Linked DNA regions of Mus musculus: all the other regions are linked to region 1. A link is a loop called in an ENCODE intact Hi-C map of the cell type or tissue named here. Cell type or tissue: heart. All regions are shown on one strand. Region 1 overlaps Col8a2 (collagen, type VIII, alpha 2). Region 2 has its middle 25 kb from the start of Thrap3. Region 3 overlaps Thrap3 (thyroid hormone receptor associated protein 3).

The links. Hi-C counts contacts between places; a loop is a spot of excess contacts. Peaks named below come from ENCODE experiments on the same cell type or tissue, not always from the same donor. Only the 100,000 strongest peaks of a DNase experiment are listed, where the experiment ranks them.
Region 2: a loop joins it to region 1, with 5 times the contacts of the local background. A loop is called at or near these places in 38 of 42 quality-filtered maps.
Region 3: it touches region 1 in a loop (3-fold over the local background); 7 of 42 quality-filtered maps call a loop at or near these places.

Annotation. Positions count from the first base shown.
Region 1 is chr4:126,307,111-126,312,110 of GRCm38, forward strand. Col8a2 (collagen, type VIII, alpha 2) reads left to right here. Exons shown (of 4, transcript NM_199473.2): 3 at 2,490-2,686; 4 at 3,270-5,000. The coding sequence starts at 2,506. Among named protein-coding and RNA genes, the nearest start is that of Adprhl2, 12 kb to the right of the region's middle. In heart, a CTCF peak has its summit at 2,964 (motif pointing left); DNase peaks (open chromatin) are centred at 2,641, 2,971, 3,421, 4,621 and 1 weaker place; H3K4me3 peaks cover 647 bases; H3K27ac peaks cover 589 bases; H3K27me3 peaks cover 1,481 bases.
Region 2 is chr4:126,225,158-126,230,157 of GRCm38, forward strand. No RefSeq gene overlaps it. Among named protein-coding and RNA genes, the nearest start is that of Thrap3, 25 kb to the left of the region's middle. In heart, a CTCF peak has its summit at 1,988 (motif pointing right); DNase peaks (open chromatin) are centred at 2,244 and 2,374; H3K4me3 peaks cover 885 bases; H3K27ac peaks cover 870 bases.
Region 3 is chr4:126,175,053-126,180,052 of GRCm38, forward strand. It overlaps Thrap3 (thyroid hormone receptor associated protein 3), which reads right to left. Exons shown (of 12, transcript NM_001356455.1): 4 at 4,860-5,000; 5 at 2,810-3,505; 6 at 1,132-1,304; 7 at 284-395. Among named protein-coding and RNA genes, the nearest start is that of Sh3d21, 14 kb to the left of the region's middle. In heart, no CTCF peak of the experiment used is centred here; no DNase peak of the experiment used is centred here.

The sequences.
Region 1 (5,000 bases):
GGTCCTGAGCCTGGGCAAGGGAGCTAAGGAAGGAGGGGAGCAAGCTGGGAGAGATGTGGATGTGGAGCCCATGAATTGAGACCTTTTCCTGAAGGCATCAGACAGCTGTTTTGATTGGGAAAATGAAAAGAATTTGTGAAACGAGCTGGAGAGATGGCTCAGAGGTTAAGAACACTGGATGCTCTTCCAGAGGTCCTGGTTCAATTCCCAGCACCCACATCTGTCTGTAACTCCAGGTCCAGGAGATCTGACACCTTCACACAGACATACATGCAGGTAAAACCCCATGGTGGGACATAACCATCTATACTGAGAGATCTGGCGCTCTCTTCTGGCATGCAGGCATATATGTAGGCAGAACGCTGTAAAAATAATAAGTAAATATTAAAAAAAAAAAAAAAGAAAGAGCCAGGCATGGTGGCACACGCCTTTAATCCCGGCAGTCGGGAGGCAGAGGCAGGCGGATTTCTGAGTTCAAGGCTGAATCTGTAGACCAGCTTGGTCTACAGAGTGAGTTCCAGGACAGCCAGGGCTACACAGAGAAACCCTGTCTCGAAAGAAACCAAACCAAAGCAAACTTACCAAACCAAACCAAACCAAAAAAAAAACCAAAAAACAAAAACAAACAACAACAACAACAAAAAAACAAGAAAGAAAGAAAGAAAGAAAGAAAGAAAGAAAGAAAGAAAGAAAGAAAGAAAGAAAGAAGGAGGGAGGGAGGGAGGGAGGGGGAGGGAGGGAGGAAGGAAGGAAGGAAGGAAGGAAGGAAGGAAGGAAGAATTTGTGAAGCTGGGCAGTGGTGGTGCACACCTTTAATCCTATCACTCATATCTGAGTCTGAGGCCAGCCTGGTCTACATACTAATTTCCATGACAGCCAGGGCTCTACACAGAGAAACAAGTAAACAGAAAACCACTTTCTGTCACCTACATGGGGTTACAGAGGGTTGTGAGCTGACACGTGGGTGTTTGGATTGGAACCCGGGTTATCTGGAAGAGCAGTGCTCTAAATACTCAGCCATCTATCTCCCCAGCCTCTATGCCCAGCTATGCCCAGTTTTTTTTTAAATTTATTTTATGTTCATTGGTGTTTTGCCGGCCTGTGTATCTGTGCGAAGGTGTCAGATCCCCTGGATCTGGAGTTACAGACAGATATGAGACAGATTTGGTTGCTGGGAATTGAACCAGGGTCCTCTGGAAGAGAAGCCAAGAGAGCTCTTAACCTCTAAGCCAAACCCGGTTTTAAAAAGCATTTTTTGGAGCTGGGCAGTGGTGGTGCATACTGTTAATCCCAGCACTTAGGAGGCAGAGGCAGGCAGATTTCTGAGTTCGAGGTCAGCCTGGTCTACAGAGTGAGTACCAGGACAGCCAGAGCTACACAGAGCAACCCTGTCTCGAAAAAGCCAAAAAGAAAAAGAAAAACATTTTTGGACGCACCAAGTGGCTCAGCAGGTAAGGGCACTTGCTGGGAAGCCTTATGACTTGAGTTTGATCCCCGGGATCTACATGGCAGAAGGAAAGAACCGACTCATGCAAGTTGTCTGATGACTGCAACATTCATATGTGCCCCTCTCTCAAACACATAAGTAAAATGTAATTTAAAAGACACTTAAAAAAAAAAAAAGTAGTGCATTGTGTGGAGAGCGTGCATACTGTTCTAGCATCCCAGTTAGGTTTGCCTTCATCTGGGGCTGCTATGGATAATGTAATGTCATGGACATTTGCATACAAGATTTGTGTAGACATATTACCCTGTTCTATTTGCCCACACTCCCTCTCTGATGAGTATAGTATTCAAGCTGGCAGAACCCAGCCCTTGTTCTCTGAGCTCAGCTAAGAGCTGTGGGTAGCTGGGACTTGAAGGGCTGTGTAGCTGTCAGAAGGCATTGTGGAGGACAGGGACTTGAAGGATAAATAGAAGATAACTGAGGCTCAGAATCACGAGGCTACTGGGGCCTGGGTGCTGTCCTGTAAGGAGTTCTGGGTGACAGTAAAGGTTACAGGGAGAGGAAAGGAAGGAGGGGCTCAAGATAAGGCATTGGCTTCTGCAAGTATGGAGTCCAGATGGACATCAGCGTGATGGGGAATTGCAAGGAACCAAGACAAGTCCCAGACCTGCCTCCCCTATATCATCTGGGTGCTGGGGTTGGCAGTGACCCCAATACGCCCGTGTGGAGATGAGAATTTACATCTCTGAAGAGCCCCGGTGGTAGGTGGTAATTGGCAGGAAGCTGGCCTGCACATAGGTGGCAGGGCCCTCATCTTGAAAAGGTTTGCTTTGGCAAGGTGTGCGCTGGGGTCGAGGTGCTTCTCAGAAGGGTTCTGTCTGGTCGCTGATCCTCGTCTGGGGGAGACTGGTCAGGTCTGGAAGAGGTTTAGCAGACAATACATACAGACCAGTGACTTTGAGATTTGCTTTTGAATAACAACGATCTGAGCCCGTGGTCCTGGTGGCTGGTTTGGTGACAGCCTTTCTTCTTCTCCCTGCAGCCCATCCACAGACGCCATGCAGGGGGCTCTGATGCCCCTGCCTTCGCTGCTGCTGTTGCTGTTGGGGTGTGGGCCAAGAGTGTCCTCTGGCGGCGGAGCTGGGGGTGCAGCGGGCTATGCCCCGGTAAAGTATGTGCAGCCCATGCAGAAAGGACCCGTGGGACCGCCTTTCCGAGAGGGCAAAGGCCAGTACTTGGGTGAGAGCCTCCCCTACTCTACCGTATCTAAGACCGCTCCTCCCTTACCTAAATCCCTCCAGACACTCCAGACCACAGCTCCTCAGGGTGCAACTGAGATCTTCCCATCTTCATTTAGTCTTACTTCGACTGGTCCAGGGATTCTCAGCTTTACAGGGCCTGAAACTGGCTGTGATTGGCTGGTGCAGGTGGTCTTTATAAGGGGGTGGGGCCGGGCAGGAAGATAGATAGGTAATGAAGCAGCTTGACTGGTCTGTAATGCGGGTTATTGGCGCCGCCTGGTGGTGGGATGGCCATCAGGTCTTGCAGCCATAAATATTCTAAGTTCATTGGGCAAGGCCTGGCTGGGAAGTTGGGTACAGGGAGTTCTGGATGAGGACTCCTGCAATGTTCCCAGGATAGCAACGGGACAGGGACAGCTCTAGACGCCCTCCAATATGGGGGGACAGCTCTGGGAGTGTTCTCTGTGAGCAGATTCTCTGTTCCTCCACAGTACTCTGCACATTGCCATGGGGGATTGGATAGATGAGGTACCCAGCTTCCATTGTCCAGGTCTCTGACTGTCCCCTTCTCTCTCTTTCAGAAATGCCTCTACCGATGCTGCCAATGGACTTGAAAGGAGAGCCAGGTCCCCCTGGGAAGCCGGGACCTCGGGGTCCCCCTGGGCCTCCTGGCTTCCCAGGAAAACCAGGCACTGGAAAACCTGGGGTTCATGGACAGCCAGGCCCTGCTGGCCCCCCTGGCTTCTCCCGAATGGGCAAAGCTGGTCCCCCAGGGCTCCCAGGCAAGGTTGGACCACCAGGGCAGCCAGGGCTACGGGGGGAGCCAGGGATACGAGGGGACCAGGGCCTCCGGGGGCCCCCAGGACCCCCTGGCCTTCCTGGTCCCTCAGGTATTACTGTCCCTGGAAAACCAGGTGCCCAGGGGGCTCCAGGGCCTCCAGGATTTAGGGGGGAGCCAGGACCCCAGGGAGAGCCTGGGCCCCGAGGAGATAGGGGCCTCAAAGGGGATAATGGAGTGGGCCAACCAGGGCTGCCTGGAGCCCCTGGACAGGCAGGTGCCCCTGGGCCCCCTGGGCTGCCCGGTCCAGCTGGCTTGGGCAAACCAGGTTTGGATGGGATACCAGGAGCCCCAGGAGACAAAGGTGATTCTGGCCCCCCTGGGGTTCCAGGTTCTAGGGGAGAGCCAGGAGCTGTGGGTCCAAAAGGCCCTCCTGGGGTAGATGGTGTGGGGATACCAGGGGCAGCAGGGGTGCCAGGGCCACAGGGTCCAGTAGGGGCTAAAGGAGAGCCAGGGCTCCGGGGCCCCCCTGGCCTGATAGGCCCTGTTGGCTATGGGATGCCAGGAAAACCAGGACCTAAGGGAGACAGGGGCCCAGTTGGGGCCCCAGGGCTCTTAGGAGACAGAGGTGAGCCAGGAGAGGATGGGAAGCCAGGGGAGCAGGGTCCACAGGGACTTGGGGGTCCACCTGGCCTTCCTGGGTCTGCAGGGCTTCCTGGTAGACGTGGGCCCCCTGGGTCAAAGGGAGAGGTAGGACCTGGAGGTCCCCCAGGAGTGCCTGGCATTCGAGGAGACCAAGGGCCTAATGGCCTGGCTGGGAAGCCTGGGCTCCCTGGTGAGAGGGGACTTCCTGGGGCCCATGGACCCCCTGGACCGACTGGGCCTAAGGGTGAGCCAGGTTTTACAGGTCGCCCTGGAGGGCCAGGGGTGGCAGGAGCCCTAGGACAGAAAGGTGACTTGGGGCTTCCTGGGCAGCCTGGCTTGAGGGGTCCCTCTGGAATCCCAGGGCTCCAGGGCCCAGCTGGCCCTATTGGGCCTCAGGGTCTGCCAGGCCTGAAGGGTGAACCGGGCCTTCCAGGGCCTCCTGGAGAGGGAAAAGTAGGGGAGCCTGGCTCTGCTGGTCCCACAGGGCCCCCTGGAGTCCCTGGCTCCCCAGGACTCACAGGTCCTCCTGGGCCCCCTGGGCCTCCTGGGCCTCCTGGTGCCCCCGGAGCCCTGGATGAGACTGGTATCGCAGGCTTGCATCTGCCCAATGGTGGCGTGGAGGGAGCTGTACTGGGCAAAGGAGGCAAGCCACAGTTTGGGCTCGGTGAGCTGTCAGCCCACGCCACTCCAGCCTTTACTGCAGTGCTCACTTCCCCCTTCCCTGCCTCAGGCATGCCGGTTAGGTTTGACCGGACTCTCTACAATGGCCACAGCGGCTACAACCCAGCCACTGGCATCTTCACCTGCCCCGTGGGAGGGGTCTACTACTTTGCATACCATGTGCATGTCAAGGGCACCAATGTGTGGGTAGCCCTGTACAAGAACAATG
Region 2 (5,000 bases), 82 kb before region 1:
ATGGCTCAGTGGGTAAGAGCACCCGACTGCTCTTCCAAAGGTCAGGAGTTCAAATCCCAGCAACCACATGGTGGCTCACAACCATCCCTAACGAGGTCTGACTCCCTCTTCTGGAGTGTCTGAGGACAGCTACAGTGTACTTACATATAATAAATAAATAAATTAAAAAAAAAAAAATGAACGAAACAAAACAAACAAAAACCAAACAATGCTGGGCAGTGGTGGCGAATGCCTTTAATCACTTAAAGTGCAGCACTTGGGAGGCAGAGGCAGGTGAATTTCTGAGTTCGAGGCCAGCCTGGTCTACAGAGTGAGTTCCAGGACAGCCAGGGCTACACAGAGAAACCCTGTTTTGAAAAACAACAACAACAAAACAAAACAAAACAAAAACACCACCAACACCCCCCCAAGAAAACCAAAAAACAATAACAACAACCCTGACACTGCTTAACATGTTACTTCAAGGAAATCATCAAAAAAGAAAAGCAACATTTATTTTTATATATGTTCTTTTCTATAAAATATTTGTGTGTGTTTATGTGTATACTCCTGAGGACGCCAGAGGTGTCCTGTAGAGCCAGACTTACTAGCAATAATGAGGTGGTTTGTTTTTTTTTTTTTAGTTTTTTTTTTTTAAGAGTTATTTATTTATTATATGTAAATACACTGTAGCTGTCTTCAGATGCACCAGAAGAGGGCATCAGATCCCATTACAGATGGTTATGAGCCACTATGTGGTTGCTGGGACTTGACCTCAGGACCTCTGGAAGAGCAGTCAGTGCTCTTAACCACTGAGCCATCTCTCCAGTCCAAGGTGGTTTTTTAAAAATATAATTTATTGGGCTGGAGAGATGGCTCAGCAGTTAAGAGCACTGACTGCTTTTCCAGAGGTCCTGAGTTCAATTCCCAGCAACCACATAGTGGCTCATAACCATCTGTAATGGGATCTGATGCCCTCTTCTGGTGTGTCTGAAGACAGCTACAGTGTATTTACATATAATAAATAAGTCTTAAAAATATATATATATATAATTTATTTTTATGTTCATTGGTGTTTTGCCTGCATATATGTCTGTGTAAGGGTGTCAGAAGCCCTGAAAGTGGAGTTACAGACAGTTGTAAGCTGTCATGTGGGTGCTGGGAATTGAACCCAGGTACTCTGAAAGAGCAGCCCATGGTTTTAACCACTGAGTCACCTCTCCAGCCCCTTGTGTGTGTTCTCAAGTATTCACAAATCATATACTTTTAGCACCCACACCCAGGGCTGACTTTGCCGGGGATCTTATCCTTGGGAGGTACCTCCTAGCTCTTTTGGATCTGTCCTGAAAACTGTGGACCAGAACTGGCTGGCTGGAGCTGCCCCCAGGAAACAGTCAAGCCATCACCCAAGGTACAGGCCTAGAACCTTGTAATTTGGGAAGTAAAGGTGGTAGGATCGCCTTCTTGGGCTCCAATAGGAGGCCTCCCGTGACAATCTCCTCTCTCGAATCTGCATAACTATTTTTCTTTTCCATCCTAGAATACTTCTTGCCCAGGTCTGCCACTGGTGCTACAATAACAGGTTCACGCTCAATGCCCTAGTCAATTGGGACATCATAGTATGTCTGCCCCAAAGCAGAGTGATTTCGGGAACGGTGGGGAATACAGAGGGGTTGAGGATGTCATGATCTCCAAAGCCGAGGACAGGCTTCATGACTAACAAGGACACACGCGGTCCAGGAGGGCCTTGAACTCACTCGAGCAGCAGAGGCTCATCTTGCACCCTTTACTTCCCAAATTACGAGGTTGAAGGCGTGTACCATCACACTCAGACTGACTGTCAACATTTCTATATGTTAGATCAACGATACGATGGCTTCATTCCATCACAAAGCCCCAATCTGCAGGTGAGGAAATAGAAGCCAACAAAATCAGGGTACCAGTCTAAAATATCCTGGCAAAAAGCTGGGAGCCAGTGTCAATTCTTCCATCTGTACATGCTCATTTGACCACCAGGGGGAGACAGATGCCCGTTAATGGAGAGGTCGGGGTATCCGGCAAGGGGTTAGTCACCGCGAATGCTCTTTTGAGAGCGTCTCAGGGGACTAGCGAGCCTAGGGTATCTTGGTACAGAAAGAGTGTGTAGGGGTTGAGGGAGGTGTTGTAAGAGAGCCAGGGTTCAGGAACGTTGGCGGCTGGAGGAGGAGCCAAGAACGTTTTGTGGCCTCCTGGCTCTGCCTTTTCTGACCCTGTTGGGAAAAGGGCAGCATTAGGGAAAAGGAGGTTTCTCTGGATGGGGTGGGCCCCTGCCTCCACCTCCCATCTCCTCAGAGACGCTCGGAGTCTTGAATAGACCGGACATTCCTAAGTTTTCTGGCAAGGAAACCAGGAAATCAGACCTTGAGCCAGCCTCCTTTCAGGTCCAGCCAGTTCATTGGAAGCAGCCTTTGCCCCAGGACTTCCCGGAAAAGGCCCACTGTGCCAGGGGAGCCACCCTCGGGCTTCTGCCGCAGATGCCTCTAAGATGTACCGCTGCGCTGCCCACTCTCCCTGGCTATGGGTTAAACCCATCTCCTGAGCTCAAGTTCTGTACAGTTCTCTGTGTGACACTTCTGTGGGTCTCCTTAAGTCCTTTCCACCGTTCCTTGTACACGAATACCAGTGTCTGTGGGATTGGATTGGACCTAGAAGGTTTGGAATTGTCGTTGTCGTTGATCCTTTTTCCATTTCCCATGACCAATGAGCTTTTCTGTGTACTCTGTCCATCTCTTGGTTTCCACCACGCAGTGAGCCAAGTCCCCAGCATCTCGTCACTAGGACCCATTTCTACAGCAAGTTCCACTGCCACTCTTCCTTCAATACCTTTTCCAGGTGACAGTCGTGATAACCTGGTTACATCCCCTACCTGATGAACCTGTCCCAGTAGCTCCCTTACCGCTCCTTTTATTAAATAAGTTATTGTTATTTGTGTGTGCGTTGGGGGTGGGGAGACACACATGGGGAAGTCAGTTGCAACTTTGTAGAGTCTATTCTTTCCCTGTACTTTTAGAGGGGTTCCTGGGTTCACTGATGAGTCATCTTGCTGTCCCCACCTCCTGGGGTTTTGTTTATTACTTTTTTGGTTCTTTAAACAGAGTCTCACTGAATAGTCAGAGCTGGTCTCAAGTTCGCAATTCTTCTGCCTGAATGACTAGTGCTGGGATTGTGGGATCACGGGTATGAACCACCCCACGGTGCTTCCAGTGTGCTTGCAATAAACATTAGATTCCTCGGTGGCAGGGTTCCTGAATGAGCTGGCCCTTCCTATCTCTGTGAGACCCAACCCCCCTCATTTTCTATGGTTCATCTACCCCGGCCCCATTCACTACAGGCCTTTGTAGAGTTGCCTCTACCTGAAACCCCAAACCTTTGCACTAGGAACTCTTGGGGATCTCAGCTCCAGCTCCTTTCTCAGGGATGCCCTGCTTCATCTCCATGACTGGGGTCAGATCTCTTACTCGTTTTTCTAATGCCACACACTTAGCTGCTTCAGGGCTATCAAGGCTGTAATTATGTATTTGTTTGAAATACTGCTTAGTTATTAATGGACCTCTATTAAGGACTACATCAAGTTTTGCCCACTTAAAAACAATCTCCGGGGCAGGTGAGGTGGCTGGGTAGACAAAATGGTGGGGTCCAAACTTAAATGTTTGCAAGATGGGTACTTTGCCAACAGCACCATCTCCCCAGCTCAGTGTATCTGGTTTATTTGGTTTGGTTTTTCCAGACAGGGTTTCTCTGTGCCTTGGCTGTCCTGGAACCCAATTTGTAGACCAGGCTGGCCTTGGATGCATAGAGATCAACCTGTCTCTCCATCCCGACTAAAGATGTGTGCCACCACTGCCCAGTTGCTTTGAGTTTTTTTTAATTTTTTTCCCCAGACATGGTTTTACTGTGTAGCTGTAGTTGGCCGGACTCCCTCTGTAGACCAGGCTAGTCTTGAATTCAGAGGTCCACCTGCTCTGCCTCTGAGTGCTAGAATTAAAGCACACTGGTCCAATAACTTGTTCCTTCAACAATTGACTATATTGGTTACCCACTTTCTCTTCTTCTCCTTTTTTTTTTTTAAGATTTATTTATTTAACACACACACACTGTAGGCTGTACAGATGGTAATGAGCCATCATGTGGTTGCTGGGATTTGAACTCAGGACCTTCTGAAGAGCAGTCAGTGCTCTTAACTGCTGAGCCATTTCTCCAGCCCCCACCCATTTTCTTTTCATCCAGGTCAGGTCTGTGACATTTTTTTTTGTCTGAACCTTGGTGACCCCTTCTTGCCTCCTGGTGTATAATCAACCCCTATTGAGCAGTTTCCCCCCAGAAGTCCAAGAGTATTCTAATGAATCTCTAATCTTATGTCACCATCCCTACTTAACAGCCTTCAGTGGTTCCTGAGTCCTGAGAATAAAAACCTAAGTTTGTAAGCATAGCTTTCCAAGGCCTTACCTATGTGGTTCCCCTCATAGCAAGCGCCTTTTTTTTTTTTTTTTTTTTTTTTTTGAGACAGGGTTTCTCTGTGTAGCCCTGGCTGTCCTGGAACTCACTTTGTAGACCAGGCTGGCCTCGAACTCAGAAATCCGCCTGCCTCTGCCTCCCGAGTGCTGGGATTAAAGGCGTGCGCCACCACGCCCGGCTGCAAGCTCCTTCTTAAGAATTGGGTCTAACTCAACAAATAGAGAGTGCCTCTTCTGCTGGGCAGTGGGTACTGCTTTCATCGGAAAACCCCAGACCGCGTCCATCATGTTTATGCACATATGGATACAGGCACGTAGCTGTTTCCCACACAGCCCTTTGCTTGCCTAGAGAGCCATCTTTCTCCTTTCCACCTTGCTGACCTTGCCAGTCAACACCCAGCCCCCCAGGTGAAAGCCACCTGGCCTAGCTTGCTAACCTGCTGGACTCCTGGGGCACACCCTGCTGCTCCGAGCTCTCACAGCACTGACCCCACGTTGTACTTTCATATTTGTTTGTGTGGTCTGATT
Region 3 (5,000 bases), 130 kb before region 1:
GGACAGCCAGGGCTACACAGAGAAACCCTGTCTCGAAAAACCAAAAAAAAAAAAAAAAAGTCAGTATTTATTCTTACTACAGGAACTTCAGGTTTACTGGGCCCAATGTGATAAGAGTACAGCCTTCAAAGCATCCTTTTCACCCTCAAATACAAATGTCCAAGATATTCAAGAACCCTAGAGAATATTAGCCTAAATTTAGGATCCAAAGTGCGTTAGAGAACTCATCAAGGCGAGTTTAGTATCAGATGACAAGAGTTTTATCACAGGCTGAGGACCCCACCTGTGTATCTCTGGGCTTTTCTTATTTTTAGCTGCTTCTTGTTCATTTCCTCTCTTTAGGTATTTAGTAAAGCGTTCATGCAATGTCATTCCAGAGGATCCAAAGTGATGCTCTGTTAAGAATCAAAGAAATGCATTAATAGACTACCAAAGGCAGGTACAAGGTTCAACTCTCCCAAGAACCTGTAGCCACACAGATACAACAAGTATTCAAACCCAAGTAATACACTGAAAAAGAAAGAAAAGTGGCTGGTTCAGAAACAATCCAATGCTGGGTTTCTAGTTTGCTCCCGTATCTTAGGAACATGATACCAGGACAAAGACCCTGGTGCTCACCTCGGTTTGGGGTATAGGACCAATTATTACTTGACTTTCACTCTAGACTGAGCCTGTAACCAGCCAAGTTCAGCTTTCTGAATCATTGCTCTTGGCAATTTCTAAACCTGCCCACCTCCATTTTCTCAGGGGAACAATAGAACTTGGGAAAGAAAGGTTACAGTCCTCCCAGAGGACACACGCTTGCTTTCCAGCACCCTTCTCAGATAGCTCAAAACCTAATGTAACGCTCACCTTCTTCTGGCCTCCACGGGAACCTCCCATTCCAGACACATACATATAAAAAAGTATAAAACAAACCTTTAAAAAGTTACTCTCCATACTTTGTGTTGAGAATTTTGTTATCATGATTACAGATTGCTAGCATTTCAAAACACTCATCTCTATTAAAACATGGAAATTTCTTACAGAAGTCTGTTCCTTTACCTAGCCTGTAGCTTTAACGGTCCTAGAGGTTTCATCATTCCCTAGCCATCCTGTTTTAGAAAGACAAACAGGCAGACGTCAACTCACCTTTAACATGATGAACAATGGTCACTATGTGCTGAGCAAACAGTTCTGAGGGGCTACGCTGAGACTGAGCCGACTGTATGTGCTGGAAAATGGAACGGAACTCCTGCTCCTTTTTGTTGCTATGGACTAGATCCCGACAGAGCTTTCGCTCCTGAGCCAATAAACCACTAGGTCTGAAAAACAAATACATGGAGATTCAGTGTAACAAGAGATACAGAAAGTCAGAATTCTTTAACCATAAAAATAGAAGTTCTAACTTTCAAGATAGCTTTTTCCCCCAATGTAAATCAAGGCTGGCTGTGAACTTGTGATTTGTTCTGCCTCAGCCTCCTGAGTGCTGGGACTGCATGAATGGGTCAGCCTTTACAGGCTCGGGTGAGGGTGTAGAATGCTGGGCATCAAAGCCAGGGCCTGGTATATACTAAGTATCTGAGTCTTCCAACACTGAACCATAGCTTCCTCTTATTTTGTGCCAGGGAGGGGAGGATGAAAATGTGTGGAATACACAAGTAAAAGTCAGAAGACAACTTGTAGGAGTCATTTCTGTCCTTCCAGATCACCAGGGTTAGCCATCTTGCCAGCCCCTCCTTCCTTTTTTTCTTTCTGAGACAGTTCCAAGGTTTGTTTGTTTTTTTTTCCTTTGTTTTTTGAGAGAGGGTTTCTGTGTAGCCTTGACTGTCCTGGAACTAGCTCTGTAGATCAAGGTGGCCTCAGACTCAAAGATCCACCTGCCTCTTCCTCCTGAGTGCTGGGATTAAAGGTGTGCAGCACCAACTGCCTGGCATTTCCAAGGAGTTTTAAGCCCACAAATGTTCCTTTTGTTCTCTATCACATTACAACTAAGGAAAGGTTGGTCCAAAATTCACTGAGAATCTTCAAGTGGGGAAGTGTTAAACCTTGGTGACTGTAGTTGTTTTAACACACAAAAAAGATACTGTAAAAGATCAACTAACTTGCCTAGGAAGGTCATTCAATGAGGCAACAAAAAGCAGCAAACAGTGGGCTGGTGAGATAGTTCAGTGGGTATAGGCAATGGCCACCAAGCCAGAGCCCATATGGCAAAAAGAAAAAACTCATTCCCACAAGATGTCCTCTGACCTTCATGTGCATGCTGTGGCATGTCTGCCCCCTCCTTGCTTCTTAAGCAGAAAGGGCAAGAGTGGAACATGTGGCTAGGACACCATTCAGGCAGAGTTCCAACTGACTGGGTAGATTAGACTATGTCAAAAAGCAGCCAGTCTGGGCTCCACCATACTTTCCTGAAGTTAGAGGAAGAACGGAAGAGGCCGAGTCCATCAATTTGAAGTTTTCTGCTATTTAATGGTGGCAAAAATAATCGGATTCTGGTGACCCACGTCAATGGAGACACGGTTCTCAAGTGTCTTCATAGGTAAAACAATGTGGGTGGAGTCGGCTTGGAGGGAAAACAGACCAGAATGGCCGCTCCAAGTTCCCAGACACAAAGAGAGGCAGCCAGCAAGGGCTGAAAGATTCTTTAGGCCAACAATGCTCAGGGGCCACCATCACTGTAAGCCATAATCATCTGCACTCCAGGGACAGACATAAAGGTACTGGCACCGACGGTGGCAGCAAAGCAACACTTCCATCCTCAGGAAGGCTGGGTAAGGAAACTATTTAGGCCTGAGAGCCCTGAGGGTCAACAAGGAGCGCTCCTCACCGTGCAAGGTCCTCATCGAAGGAGTCCATCCGGACATTGACTTGGGCCTCCCGGGTAATGGAAAAGGAAGACTTCCCTGAGGAAAAGTCTCCTTTGCTTCCCAGCTTGTCACGGCTCTCAGAGGTCTTCCTTGGGGGCGGCGATGAACTTTTCTCCTGGACCGCCTTGTACGCAGTCACCCGGAAATTCTTTTCTGGCACAAAGCCCCTGTGCCCACTTTCACTCCTCTTGGACCCTCCACGCTCCTCCTTTCGGGATCTCTCTGTGAAAGGCTCATCCTCCATTTCCTCTGCCTTCCTCTGCTTTTCCTTCCCTGTGTGCAGGCTCTCCCACTTGCCTGACTTCTCTTCCTCCTGGTTTTTGCTTGCACCGGCTATGACTTTCGACATAAATTTGGGCTCATCATCAAACTCGGGTTCCTTCCTTCCCTTACTTTTGTCCTTATCGTGCTCATCCAGCTCCTCCTTGTGGAAGTCAGCCATCTTTTTCTCAAAGTCATCCCGAAGCTTATACCTTTTGGGCGACTGGCTGCCTCGGAAGGGCTTCTCAGAGTCCGTCTTGGGAGCAAATGGATCAGATTTCATTTTGACATCAGCATCAGAGAAGCCCCCTTTCTCCTTCAGCTTCTCCTTATCGGCATTTGTTTGTTTCTGCTCCTTATCCTTCCCATTCTCAGTCTTCTGCTCCTCCAGATACCTAGTTATAAAGACACAAGGGAGACACACAGGAGGCCTCCTAAGCGTCCTGCTCCATCACAGCACCTGTTCCTGCTCTGGTTTCATAGCTATATTCCAGTTTTATCAGACCTGTCTACCTGTTCTAACAATTTATGAACTCAGCATTTAAGAGTCAGTAGAACTGTGCCTTATAAAGACCAAAAAACCAGACGAGCAAGTTATTTAGGATACTGAATTTTTTTTTTTTTTACTTACCTGCATGCAATGTGGTCTAAGGGGAAAACAACTAAAGTCTTACCCCAACTTTCACTCATTCATTTAAAATCTGCTTTCAGCAAAGCAAACAGAATGTTCAACCTTGGACTGTTTTGATTTTATACAACTCACATTTGGAAATACAAGTCTCAAAAAGAGACTTCAAATTTGCTTCAAGTCACCTAGAAGATCTACATAATGAAACATACTGTGAACACATAAAAACAAAATAATTATTAATGGGGGAAAGAGTACAAAGGAAGGTGGCAAAATCATTATTCTCCTAATGGAGAAAGCAGGGACTAGACTCAAACACACTCAGTTCTGGAAGGACTAAAACATACACTACAAAGCAACCTAACTGCAGATTTTGAACATATGTAATTATGGGCAATTAATGAGCAACACTAATAAACAAAGAGCCATGGGACAGCAGCACCTGAGAATGTCCCAGTGAGAGCAAAGAATAGAAGAATAGAAGAACCTCTTGCTGAGTCTCTCTTGACTAAAACAGTTCCGACACCTTTCCTGCAATTTCTGACTTCATCCAATCTACAAACAATTCTTTATTGAATTCACTATGCTCCCTCCAGGACAACAGGACCCTCTCTCCCATCACAAAGCGTGGAACTTCTGCTAGGGCATACACCCACCTTGCGTTTGTAAATAATGGCTCTCCTGGACTAAACCTCAGCCTTTCCTATTTTGCTCATTCTCTTCAGTGTGACTCTTCTTCAGATGGACTAATATATATCAAACATAGCAAGATGGTGGATCCTAGAAGCTTATAGCTCCAATGACCATGATGTTAGCAAAGAAATGTTTTTTTTGGTAGCTGACCCTCAAACCTCTACTATTTTCTAGCTTAGATTGGGAGAATCCAAGGCAAGTTTTTAAATGAATAAACATCACTGAAGACTAATCGGAAGAAACTTGTATTACAATAAGTATTCAGGAAAGCTGGAGTTAAGCTAAGGCTTCCTCGGGTGATGCCTTTAATGAACTCAGGGAACAGGTGCTACTCTATTACTGTTAAGCAGAGCACTAACTCAGGCGCTATCATTACAACTAAGCTGCTGGCTAGGGACCACTTGGGGATGGGGACACGAGATACTTACCTTTTTGAATATGCTGCCCCTCCCGAAGCAGCACTCTCCTCTTTCTGAGATGAGCCATATGCAGAGCCAGTAGCTGGTGGACTCTTACCCACAGGGCTCTTTTTGGATGGACTCAAAGACCCAGAGCCATGGTCGAACTGG